2 separate regions of the Homo sapiens genome follow, and region 2 is linked to region 1. A link is an interaction called in ENCODE POLR2A ChIA-PET data of the cell type or tissue named here. Cell type or tissue: IMR-90. All regions are shown on one strand. Links, peaks and the distances in the headings refer to the core of each region. The heading gives the core; the rest is flanking DNA.

Region 1 (6,145 bases), core at 1,324-5,323:
ATGCAGGCAGAGCAGGGGACAGAATAGCTGAGTACAGAGGTCACTACCAGAGAACTGTCCTGGAAAGAAACACTCAGACCAGAGGCAGCAGAAGATGTAACCGGCTGTGGGCATTGTGTATGGTGGGTGTGAGGGAAATAAAGAACCCATATTGGATTTCAGTTGAACTTTGAGTTGGTGTGGAGCAAAGTGAAAGGGAGAGCCTTGATATGAAGTGAGCATTGGCCCTCCTGCAGAGGAGCTGCACGGGAAAAGGAGGAATAGGGAGGAGGCCCACAGAACCAGACAAGGTAGTGAGGGAAACGGGGGATGGAGGCACATTAACTTACTGCCGTCCCATCTGGTAATCTTCATTTCCATTCACTGAGTCACGCTATGGCCATGCTATATCACTTTGAGTGCTAGCACAGCAGCAAGATGGGTAGATCTGAACTTCATGTGGTAGCAGGGGTGTGGCAGGTGCTTGGGTAATGACTGGTAGTAGGTAGCAGGACAGCACCTGCACTGAAGAGAACATTCTCCAGGGGTTAAAGGTGGAGTGTGTCCAGGTTCTTAACGTCCTGAGCAAAGAATTGGACAAAACGCACAAAGCAAGGAAGGAATGAAGGGATTTATTGAAAATGAATGTACACTCCACAGTGTGGGAGTGGGCCTGAGCATAGGGTTCAAAAGGCCCTGTTACAGAATTTTTGGGAGTTTAAATACTCCCTACAAAATTCCATTGGTAACTTTGGGTACACCCTATGTAAATGGAGAGGATGAAGTAAAGTTACAGTCATTTACAGCATACGCTCTATGGAGAGGATGTTTTCTGTTATAGCCGAAGTGTGAATCAGCCTTATGTTCCCTGCCTCCAGACCCTATTTTCCTGCCTCACAGGAAGGCAGAACAATGACTCAGATGATATACAAAGTCACAGTGAGTACCCAGTGACTAACATGATGTCTCGGGGTGTCCTGCGAGACAGGTGAAGCCCTACCTATAATACTCAGAAATCAGGGAGTTAGCATTGTGTAACAGTTAGCTGTATGCAGGCCACCAATCTCCAGGCCATGGCTCTTGGATAGACTGGCTTTTTGGAGTAGACGGTACTGGTGGGAAGAAAGTAAACTTTGAGATTTGAATAGAGAGGGTACTAGACAGACCTAAGCACATTAGCGATCACATCGAACCAGGCATCAGAACCAGCTCACAGGCTCCTCCAGTCTAGAAGCAAGAGTGAATTGGAGGCAGTCCTAGAATGTTGATTTACATGGTCAAATGCCTCTCTATGAGGTCAGGATTGGTCCTACAGATCAAAGCTCCAGGCCACACATGTTAAGGACCCTCAGCCCAGGGAGGTGGCTTTAATCTTGGTTCTCCAGTGTCAGGAAGAGATCCTTCAGTCATGGGGTAAGTATTTTCTGAGCACTTAGTACGTGGCAGGCGCTGGACTATAATGGAGAATAGTCCCTGCCCTCAAGGAGCTCCGAGAAACAAGACTCATTGGACCATCAGTCTGGATTCACTGAGGCAGGATTCTTTACAGCACTTCTGATGCAATTGTCACGGACTGGAGACCAGCCTCCATACAGGACCTGCAGGCATATTTTGTTACGCCCTGCACAGCGAAATACAAATCCAATAAAAGTAAATGCGCAAGTCTGAGGGGAACAGCTTGAAGATCTTATATACCACCCCACCACAGTGTTTCTAAAGGTTAGGCAATGTCACTGAAAATAGAGAAGAGGAAAGGTACATCCAGAAGGTGGAATAATAACCCTCCAAAGACATCCACATTCTAATCCCCGGGATCTGTGAAGACGTTACCTGATGGAGCGAAAGCGACTTTGCAGATGTGATTAAATTAAGGGCCTTAAAAAAAAAAAAAAAAAAAAAAGAGAGACAGAGAGATCACTTGGGTATTCGGCATATTCGATTCCCTCTAAAAGGTTCTGTATCATATTTATTCACTGAGCAAAGTCACCCTGTCAGTTTCAGAATTTGAGGTCAAAGTCATTTTGAGAAATAAAGGCAGATTGTCTTTTGGTTGTTCGATTTGTCTTGAAGGATATGGTATTTGTCAAAACAGCAGTTATTCTCAAAAAGAATTCTATTATGTACTCTTAGAGATCAGAAGCTTTTTACTAATACTTGTTTATTTTCATTAACTGGGGAAAATATGAGTATTGTTTATTTTTACTCCTTTCTATGCTGCAAGTTAATAAAAATAAATCCCTTCAAAGTTAGTGATCAATGCAATGAAACAATATATTTAAAAACATTTCAATTAAATTAACTAAATATAAAAAAAAAAAAAAATAAAAAAAAAAAATAAATAAATTAAGGGCCTTGAGGTGGGGAGATTATCCTGTATTATCTGGATGGGCCCAATCCAATCACACTGTTCTTTTCATCAGAGAACCTTTCTTGGCCGAGTTCGTAGTCAGAGGGAGATGTGACTACAGAAGAATGGTTGGACACGTGCAACACTGTGGGCTTTACAGAGGAAGGAAGGGGACATGAGCCAAGGAACTCTGGCAGCCTCTAGAAGCTAAAAAAGGCAAGGAAACAGATTCTCCCTTAAAGCTTCCAGAAAGGGACACAGCCCTGTAACACTTGGATTTTAGCCCAACTGGGTGTGTGTCCCGCTAGTGATCTCCAGAACTGTAAGATAAGTGTGTGTTGTTTTAAGCCATTAGGCTTGCTCGTGATTACTTGTTATAGCAGTGATAAGAAACTGATACACTGGCTTTTTTTTTTTCAAACAGATTCTCACTCTGTCACCCAAGCTGGGGTGCAGAGGCATGATCTCAGCTTACTGCAACCTCCAACACCCGGGTTCAAGCAATTCTCCTGCCTCAGCTTCACAAGTAGCTGGGACTACAGGCATGCACCATCACGCCTGACTAATTGTTGTATATTTAGTAGAGATGAGGTTTCACCATGTTAGCCAGGCTGGTCTTGACATCCTGACCTCAGGTGATCCACCCACCTCGGCCTCCCAAAGTGCTGGGATTACAGGCATGACCCACCACGGCCAGCTGGCATATTTTATGATGCTAAAAAGATTGGGTACTATCTATTCTCTAATACTTGCTAAATCTTCATCTATTGTAACAGGAAATAAATTGATAGTGGCCAAAAAGGATAAATTTTAAAATAACAGTTTAAGCATATTCTTTACATATAGAGGTAAATATCAAAAGAAATGCCCAAGAGAAGTGAAAGTGGTTGCCTCTGCCGAGTGAGACTAAAAGATGGGGCAGGAATCTGCTGTTTTGGTACTACTGATGCAATTTTTAAGAATCAGAATGCACTAAAACTTTGACTTAAGAAATGCTAAAACAATGTAATTAGACCAGTGTTTTCTTTCATATAAGCAGGTATTGTCTAGAGCTGTACTGTTCTACATAGTTAGCCACTAGCTCTATGTGGCTTTTACATTTCATGTTAAAATTAACTAAAATTGGCCGGGCATGGTGGCTCACACCTGTAATCCCAGCATTTTGGGAGGCCGAGGTGGGTAGATCACCTAAGGTCTGGAGCTCAAGACCAGCCTGGCCAAGATGGTGAAACCCTGTCTCTACTAAAAATACAAAAATTAGCCGGGCGTGGTGGCATATGCCTGTAGTCCCACCCAGCTACTCAGGAGGCTGAGGCAGGAGAATCTCTCGAACCTGGGAGGTGGTGGTTGCAATAAGCCGAGCCTGCACCACCGCACTCCAGCCAGGGTGACAGAGTGAGACTCTGTCTCAAAAAAAAAAAAAAAAAAAAAACTAAAATTAAATTAAATTAAAAGTTCAGTCCCTCATTCACACTAGCCACACTTTGTGTGCCAGACAGTGTATTGGATTCGTAGATTAAGAACTTTCCATGAGAACATTCTATTAGGCTATGCTGGTCAAGGTTCTTTTGTTCTCTGCCCTGCACACCCCTGAAGCCGTTTGGGTTTGTAACTATTGCCTAGCGGCAAGATAGGGCTACAGATGTGAGTGTATGGGAGCCTGCAGGCCAGTTAAAGGAGTTACATCTGCCAGTCAGGATTAATGGAAAGCAAGATTAGAAAAGGAACAGACCAGCTCACCAGTTATCTAGGACTGCATACCAAACCACCTCAAAACATATGTGTTGTACAATAACCATTGTATTTGACCCTCAGCTGGAACATCTAAGGATGGTCTCTCTGTGTGGCCTGGGCTTCTTCATCACATGGTGCCTGGGTCCAAGAAACAGGAAGTGGAAGCTGCCAGGTTCTGAAGACCTGGTCCTGGAGACTGGCACTGCTCACTTCCACTATATTTCATTAGCCAAATAAGCACAGAACCCAGATTCAAGGAGAGGTGACATAGACTCCACTTCTCAATGAGAAGAGTATCACAGAATTTGGGGGCCATGTTTTAAAACCACCAAAGCTCAGAACTCCTCTTCTTCCTTATCAATGTCTACTTTTCAAGGAAAGATTTTTTTTTTTTTTACAAAACCTTTATAAAGACAGTTTTTACAACTTGCATGCCTTTGCTATTCTATAACTATAAAGTACCCCACTACATGTCAAACGCTGTGTAGACTGTTACTCTTTCAAGCAATGACATAAAGGAAGAAATAGAGAAATGCAATATGAAGAGAGATTCTTTTTTCTTTTTCTTTTCTTTTTACATTTTTTTACATTTTTCCCTAAAAATTTCACTGAAGTGAGAAAGCTTTTTTAGATGGAAGAAAACATGAACATGTTTATAGACAGGAGAAAAAGGGTGTTGCCAATATAGAAAAAGATTCTAAGTGTTGGTAGAGAAGGAAGGAATTGGCTAAAGAGTAGCAGGGAAGGTGGAGCTGATTTCCAGATTAATTTTTTTTAAAAAGGCCAGATGCGGTGGCTCATTCCTGTAATCCCAGCACTTTGGGAGGCTGAGGTGTGTGAAATGCTTGAGCACAAGAGTTCAAGACCAGCCTGGGCAACATGGGGAAACCTGTCTCTACTAAAAATACAAAAATTAGCCAGGTATGGTAGTACGTGCCTGTAATCCCAGCTACTCAGGAGGCTGAGGCAGGAGAATCACTTGAACCCAGGAGGCGAAGGTGAGCCAAGATTGTGCTCACTCCAGCCTGGGTGACAGAGTGAGACTCCATCTCAAAAAATAAAATAAAATAATTTAAAAATTTAAAAAAGAGTACCAGGGAAGGAATTTACATCAGGCCACAGGTGGCTACTAATCCTTTGTCCCTTCCAGAAATTTTTACATTTTCCTTTTAACGAGTCTGTGTCTTTCTCCCTATGAACATTAAAAAGCACATTTGCACAGAACACTGTGCGGCCCACTTGGAATCCAATTCTAAAGGCGAAATAGCCTTCAATTCCATTATTTCTACCACTACCTCGCCCCACTTAGAAGAGGGTGTGCATGTCAGTGTTAAATGCTGCTCCTCCAACGGTTCTTCCAAGAAGCAAAGAAAACAGACTGCTGCAATGGGATCTCTGAGCAATTCTGATTTGCTGGGAATTGCAAAGGTTTTCTTTTACTCAGTGTTCTTGAGGTTTTGCTTCCATCTTCGAGAAATGATCCTTTTACCACTCCAAATTATTCACCTAGAGAGACACTTGCAAGTCCACAGAACACAAAAATGGCACTTATTAAACATTTAAATCACCTATAGGGTAATTATCAGATAAATACAGTATAAGGTTGCATTATTATCGTCTCTATGCCTGACATTTTCATAAAGCCATTTTATTCTGCAGTTTAAGAGAAATGATTACCAATAAAGCTTTTTTTTTTTTTTGAGACAAGAGTCTCACTCTGTCGCCCAGTCTGGAGTGCAGTGGCGTGATCTCAACTCACTGCAAGCTCTGCCTCCCGGGTTCACGCCATTCTCCTGCCTCAGCCTCCTGAGTAGATGGGACTACAGGCGCCCACCTCCACGCCCGGCTAATTTGTTGTTGTTGTTGTTGTATTTTTAGTAGAGACGGGGTTTCACCGTGTTAGCCAGGATGGTCTTGATCTCCTGACCTCGTGATCCGCCTGTCTCAGCCTCCAAAAGTGCTGGGATTACAGGCGTGAGCCACCACGCCCAGCCCAATAAAGCATTTTAATTGAATATTGTCAGTGATTGAGCTTTGGAAGGTTTTTAATTGGGTCATGTGATTTTCTAAAACTACTAAGTTCCT
Region 2 (6,145 bases), core at 851-4,850, 140 kb after region 1:
TAAACTAATAGGAAGGAATAAGTAACTTGTCTAAAGTCATGCAGCCAAAATTCTAACCCAATGTCTACAAAGTCCATGACATTGCATTTTTCTTTTTCTTTTTTTAATTAAAAAGAGACCAGGCCGGGCGTGGTGGCTCATGCCTGTAATCCCAGGACTTTGGGAGGCCAAGGTGAGTTGATCACTTGAGGCCAGGAGTTCAAGACCAGCCTGGCCAACACAGTGAAACCCCATCTCTAGTAAAAATACAAAAAATTAACTGGGTATGATAGCGTGCACCTGTAATCCCAGCTACTTGGGAGGCTGAGGCAGGATAATTGCTTGAACCTGGTAGGAGGAGGTTGCAGGGAGCCGAGATTGCGCCCCTGCACTCCAGCCTGGGTGACACAGGGAGACTGTGTCTCAAAAAAAAAAAAAAAAAAAAAGAGACTGGGTCCGGGCTCACTATGTTGCCCAGACTGCTCGTGAACTCTTTGTTGTTGTTGTTGTTGAGACAGAGTTTCCTTTAGCTCTTGTTGCCCAGGCTGAAGTGCAATGGCACGATCTCGGCTCACTGCAACCTCTGCCTCCCAGGTTCAAGCAATTCTCCTCCCTCAGCCTCCCGAGTAGCTGGGATTACAGGCACCCGCCACCACACCTGGCTGGCTAATTTTTGTATTTTTAGTAGAGACAGGTTTCACCATGTCGACCAGGCTGGTCTCGAACTCCTGACCTCAAGTGATCTACCTGCCTCGGCCTCCCAAAGTGCTGGGATTACAGGTGTGAGCCACTGAGCCTGGCTAAGAGAAAGGCCTTGAACTCTTAAATTCCTGGCCTCAAGCAATCCTCCCATCTCAGCCTCCCAAGTGCTGGGATTACAGGAGTGAGCCACTACACCTGGCCAATATTTGTGTTTTTTTTTTTTTTTTTGAGATGGAGTCTCACTCAATAGCCCAGGCTGGAGTACAGTGGCGCGATCTCTGCTCATTGCAGCCTCCATCTCCCGGGTTCAAGCGATTCTCCCACCTTAGCCTCCCGAGTAGCTGGGACTACAGGTGCATGCCACCACGCCTGTCTAGTTTTTGTATTTTTAGTAGAGATGGGGTTTCATGACGTTGGCCTCGAACTCCTGATCTCAGGTGATCTGCCCACCTCAACCTCCCAAAGTGCTGGGATTACAGGCGTGAACCACTATGCCCGGCCCAAAGTTTGTATTTCTTAAAAAGGATTTTACAATGATAATTTTCCTCAAATTCAGAGCCCGCTTTCTACTTAGTATAACTGATGGGGTTTTCTAATGATAATATGAACCGTCCCACTCCCAGGAACACAGGCAGCAGGCCAAGCAGTGGCTCTCAGTGAGGGTGAGTGTGTGGGTTGGGGGAGGGGCAGCCCATGAACACCCCAAGCTACTTCCACACTCCAATGGTCAGGAGAATGCAGAATTGAAAGCAGGAACAGGAGTCTGTGGCCTGGAGCTCACATTTAACCAAATAGTTTTCAGAGCTGGCTCAGAAACAGTTCTCCAAACCACAGCACTCTGCAAAGCCCAGCTGAGATCATCAGATGGCCATCCCAGGACAAGCAAGCAGAACTCCTCGGCCTGGGGTCCTGTTTGCCAAAAGGAATCTGGATGTTGTGAGTGCCTCAAGTCACTGACTCCCCCTCCTCATGACCAGGGGATGATGAGCAGCTGTTTAATAAGCCACCGGTGTCAAACCCGGTGGCCGGGGGCCCAGGAAGAACCCCGACTTGGGAGTGCAGCCCCTTAGGCATCTCAGAGCCAGGGACAGGAAAGAAAGACAGGTTGTGTTGCCAGTGTGACTGAAGCAAATTACCTTCCCTGGGCTGGTTTCCTTTATCTATCTTGTCTATCTTTTCTTACCTCCCTCCCGGGACCTTGAGATGCCTTGGAAATCAGATGGGAAAAGCACTGTCACTCACTGCAGGGGTTGTGGTAATGCTGGTTACTGATGCCACTGGGAACACCAAGCTACAGGAGTCAGTCATTTGGGACAGTGCCAGCAGTCAGAGCACAGGTCACACTTGTTCCAAACCATGGCAGTCGGTGCTTGCTGCCCAAACTATTGTCTGAGTTTATTTTTTAAGAAATAAAAAAAAAAATTATCATAGAATACAAAGAACATAAAATACACCATTGTTACCATTTTTTTTTTCTCTTTTTGAGACAGAGTCTCACTCTGTTGCCCAGGCTGGAGTGCAATGGTGCAATCTCAGCTCACTGCAACCTCTGCCTCCCGGGTTCAAGCAATTCTCCTGCCTCAGCCTCCCAAGTAGATGGGATTACAGGCGCCCACCACTGCACCTGGCTAATTTTTTTTTGTATTTTTAGTAGAGATGGGGTTTCACCATATATGGTCAGGCTGGTCTCAAACTCCTGACCTCAGGTGATCCACCCGCCTCGGCCTCCCAAAGTGCTGGGATTACAGGCATTAGCCAACGCACCCAGCCCATTGTTACCATTTTCACGTGTCCAGTTCAGGAGTATTACATACATTCACATTGTTATGCAACCTATCTCCAGAACTTTTCATCTTGAAAATCTGAGATTCAAAAAATAAAAATAAAAAAATGAAAGAAAAAGAAAAAAAAAATAAAAAGAAGAAGAAGGAAAAAAGAAAAACCGAAATTCCATGCTCATTAAACAGCTCCCTATTTTCCCTCCCCCAGCCCCTGGCAACTAGCACTTTACTTTCTGTTTCTATAAATTTGACTTGAGTATTTTTTTTTTAATCAACAAAACTCTTAACTTGCACTGTCAATATATTCCAAATATTCCAATATATTCCAAAATATTCCACAGCAGGCCTGGGTCATGCTGGATTAGCAAAGACAAGGACTGGCCTAGATGGAGTCACACCCTCCCCAGCCTTGGGTTTGGGTAATTCTCAACACCCTAATTCATTCTCCCCTGGCAGCTGGAGAGACCCGTGGGACAGCCACTCACTGCAGAAGGGGCTGGTGAGAGACATGCTCGTCATCTCCGAGGGCCTGGCTCTGCGCCAGCCACACACTTATCTGCCTGCTCCATCTCCGGAGTTTCTGTCTCTGAGCTTTGGCAATGGAAGTTGTGCTTCCACTATTAGCCAACACCGAGCTGGACTCTGGTAACTGACACAGCCGTGCATCTAGTGTAGCTCGGGTTGAGATGACTTGGCTTTTTTTTTTTTTTTTTTTTTTTTGAGACGGAGTCTCGCTCCGTCACCCAGGCTGGAGTGCAGTGGCGGGATCTCGGCTCACTGCAAGCTCCGCCTCCCGGGTTCACGCCATTCTCCTGCCTCAGCCTCCCGAGTAGCTGGGACTACAGGCGCCCGCCACCACGCCCGGCTAATTTTTTGTATTTTTAGTAGAGACGGGGTTTCACCGTGTTAGCCGGGATGGTCTCGATCTCCTGACCTCGTGATCCGCCCGCCTCGGCCTCCCAAAGTGCTGGGATTACAGGCGTGAGCCACCGCGCCCGGCCGACTTGGCTTTTTAAATTGCCTTCTATGAATATATATTTGTCCTAAGACTGGACTGGCCACATGAAATCAGGTTTTCAAAACGGAACTGCCTGTGAGGATGTGTGAGTGTGGATGTCAGGTGGCAAGGGGCTGAGAAGGAAAGTGCAAGGGGGCCTCCCATCCCACATGACTCACACGTTGCTCACATACACACACCCAGCCCCCCCCCCCCAACCCCAACACACACACGCAGGGCTGTAAACCATATGATTAGGCTCCTGCCTGACTCTCCCAGGCCATCTCTCCCTGTGGTCCAGCCACCATGGGCTGCTTTCTGCTCCAAACACACTCAGGATTGCTGTGTCCCAGGGCCTGCTTGGTGTCCTCTGCGTAGACACTAGACCAGAGCTCACAGAGCCACCTCCCTCTCAATAATCAGCTCTCAGCTCAAATGCCACCTCTTTAAAGAAGACTTCCTTAGAAACGGCCTGATTTCTAGTTTCACCAAAAACTGACCCTGAGATGAGAATTTGGGTATATGGCTTATTTGGAAGGTGATCCTGAAATGAGTGAGAAAAGGAAATCCAAAAAAGCAGGCCAGTAAAGCGTGTGTCACTTAAGGAGCAGGTAACCACTGTAGGCAACTGGAGCTCATTCCCCAGGACTCCTGAGAGCTCTCGCAATGTCCCACCAATGGTTACAGAGGTGTTTGCCTTGGAGTAATTCATTAAGCTGCACGTTTGCTCTGTGTATTTTTCTGTATCTGGATTTTACAATACAAGATTTTTTGTTTTGTGTTTTGTGTTTTTTGAGACAGAGTCTCGCTCCGTCACCCAGGCTGGAGTGCAATGGTACGATCTCGGCTCACTGCAACCTCCGCCTCCCAGGTTCCAGCGATTCTCCTGCCTCAGCCTCCTGAGTAGCTGGGATTACAGGCACCTGCCACCATGCCTGGCTAATTCTGGTATTTTTTTAGTAGAGATGGGGTTTTACCATGTTGGCCAGGCTGGTCTCAAACTCCCAACCCCAGGTGATCCGCCTGTCTTGGCCTCCCAAAGGACTGGGATTACAGGTGAGAGCCACCATGCCTGGCCATTTTTTGTTTTTTGAGAGAGTCTCACTCTGTCACCCAGGCTGGTGTGCAATAGCGTAATCACTAAGTGCAGCCTTGACCTCCCAGGCTCCAATGATCCTCCTACCTCAGCTGATACTACAGGCATATGCCACTGTGAAAGAAAAATAAACCTTGGAGCCCTAAAAGCACTAAGCTAAAGGGAAAAGTCAAGATGGGAACTGCTAGGACAAACCTACCTCCCATTCTGTTGAAAGTCATTTCTCTGCTCAGCTGGGCAGGTGGCTCATGCCTGTAATCCCAGCACTTTGGGAGGCCGAGGCAGGCAGATCACGAGGTAAGGAGATTGAGACCATCCTGGCTAACATGGTGAAACCCCATCTCTACTAAAAATACAAAAAATTAGCCGGGCATGGTGGCAGGTGCCTGTAGTCCCAGCTACTCGGGAAGCTGAGACAGGAGAATGGCGTGAACCCAGGAGGTGGAGCTTGCAGTGAGCGGAGATCATGCCACTGCACTCCAGCCTGGGTGATAGAGCAAGAGTCCGTCTCAAAAAAAAAAAAAAATTAGGAAGTCATTCCTCTGCTTACTGAGATAGATGCATATCTGATTGCCTCCTTTGGAAAGGCTAATCAGAAAGTCAAAAGAATGCAACCCTTTGTCTCTCACCTACCTGTCACCTGGAAACCCTCTCCCTGCTTGAGTTGTCCCACCTTTCCGGACAGAACCAATGTACATATTACATTGATTGACTTCTCATGTCTCCCTAAAATGTATAAAACCAAGCTGTTGGCTGGCGCGGTGGCTCACGCCTGTAATCCTAGCACTTTGAGAGACCGAGGCAGATGGATCACCTGAGGTCAGGAGTTTGAGACCAGCCTGGCCAATGTGGTGAAACCCCGTCTGTACTAAAAATACAAAAATTAGCCGGGCGTGGTGGCGGGCACCTGTTATCACAGCTACTCGGGAGGCTGAGGGAGGAGAATCGCTTGAGCCTGGGGGGCAGAGGCTGCAGTGAGCTGAGATCACACCACTTCATTCCAGCCTGGGTGAAAGAGCGAAACTCCGTCTCAAAAAAAAAAAAAAAGAAAAAACCAAGCTGTGTGGCCGGGCGTGGTGGCTTACGCCTGTAATCCCAGCACTTTGGGAGGCCAAGGCAGGCAGATCACCTGAGGTCAGGAGTTCAAGACCAGCCTGACCAACATGGTGAAAACCCATCTCTACTAAAAAATACAAAAATGAGACGGGTGTGGTGTCATGTGCCTGTAATCCCAGCTACCTGGGAGGCTGAGGCAGGAGGATCGCTTGAATCCAGGAGGCGGAGGTTACAGTGAGCCATGATCATGCTACTACACTCCAGCCTGGATGACAGAGCAAGGCTCCGTCTCAAAAAAATAATAATAATTTAAAAAGTAAAAAATAAAAATAAAACCAAGCTGTGCCCCCACTACCTGGGCACATGTCATCAGGACCTCCTGAGGCTGTCATGAACTGGTCTCAAGTGATCCGCCTGCCTCGGTCTCCCAAAGTGTTGGGATTACAGGTGTGGGCTGCTGCTCCCAGCCAAAAATAAACTTTCTAAATTAACTGAGACCCTTCTTAGATTTTTACGGTTCCCACCACGAAGCCT

The links. Peaks named below come from ENCODE experiments on the same cell type or tissue, not always from the same donor. Only the 100,000 strongest peaks of a DNase experiment are listed, where the experiment ranks them.
Region 2: POLR2A ChIA-PET joins it to region 1 with 9 read pairs; 2 of 35 experiments call an interaction of 5 or more read pairs at or near these places.

Annotation. Positions count from the first base shown.
Region 1 is chr1:224,057,559-224,063,703 of GRCh38, forward strand. LOC105373061 (a long non-coding RNA gene) reads left to right here and starts at 1,308. Exons shown (of 3, transcript XR_001737824.1): 1 at 1,308-1,392. In IMR-90, for the core only: no CTCF peak of the experiment used is centred there; no DNase peak of the experiment used is centred there.
Region 2 is chr1:224,201,970-224,208,114 of GRCh38, forward strand. No RefSeq gene overlaps it. Among named protein-coding and RNA genes, the nearest start is that of DEGS1, 22 kb to the left of the region's middle. RefSeq lists a silencer at 2,992-3,041. In IMR-90, for the core only: no CTCF peak of the experiment used is centred there; DNase peaks (open chromatin) are centred at 1,442, 3,022 and 3,632; H3K4me3 peaks cover 733 bases; H3K27ac peaks cover 1,629 bases.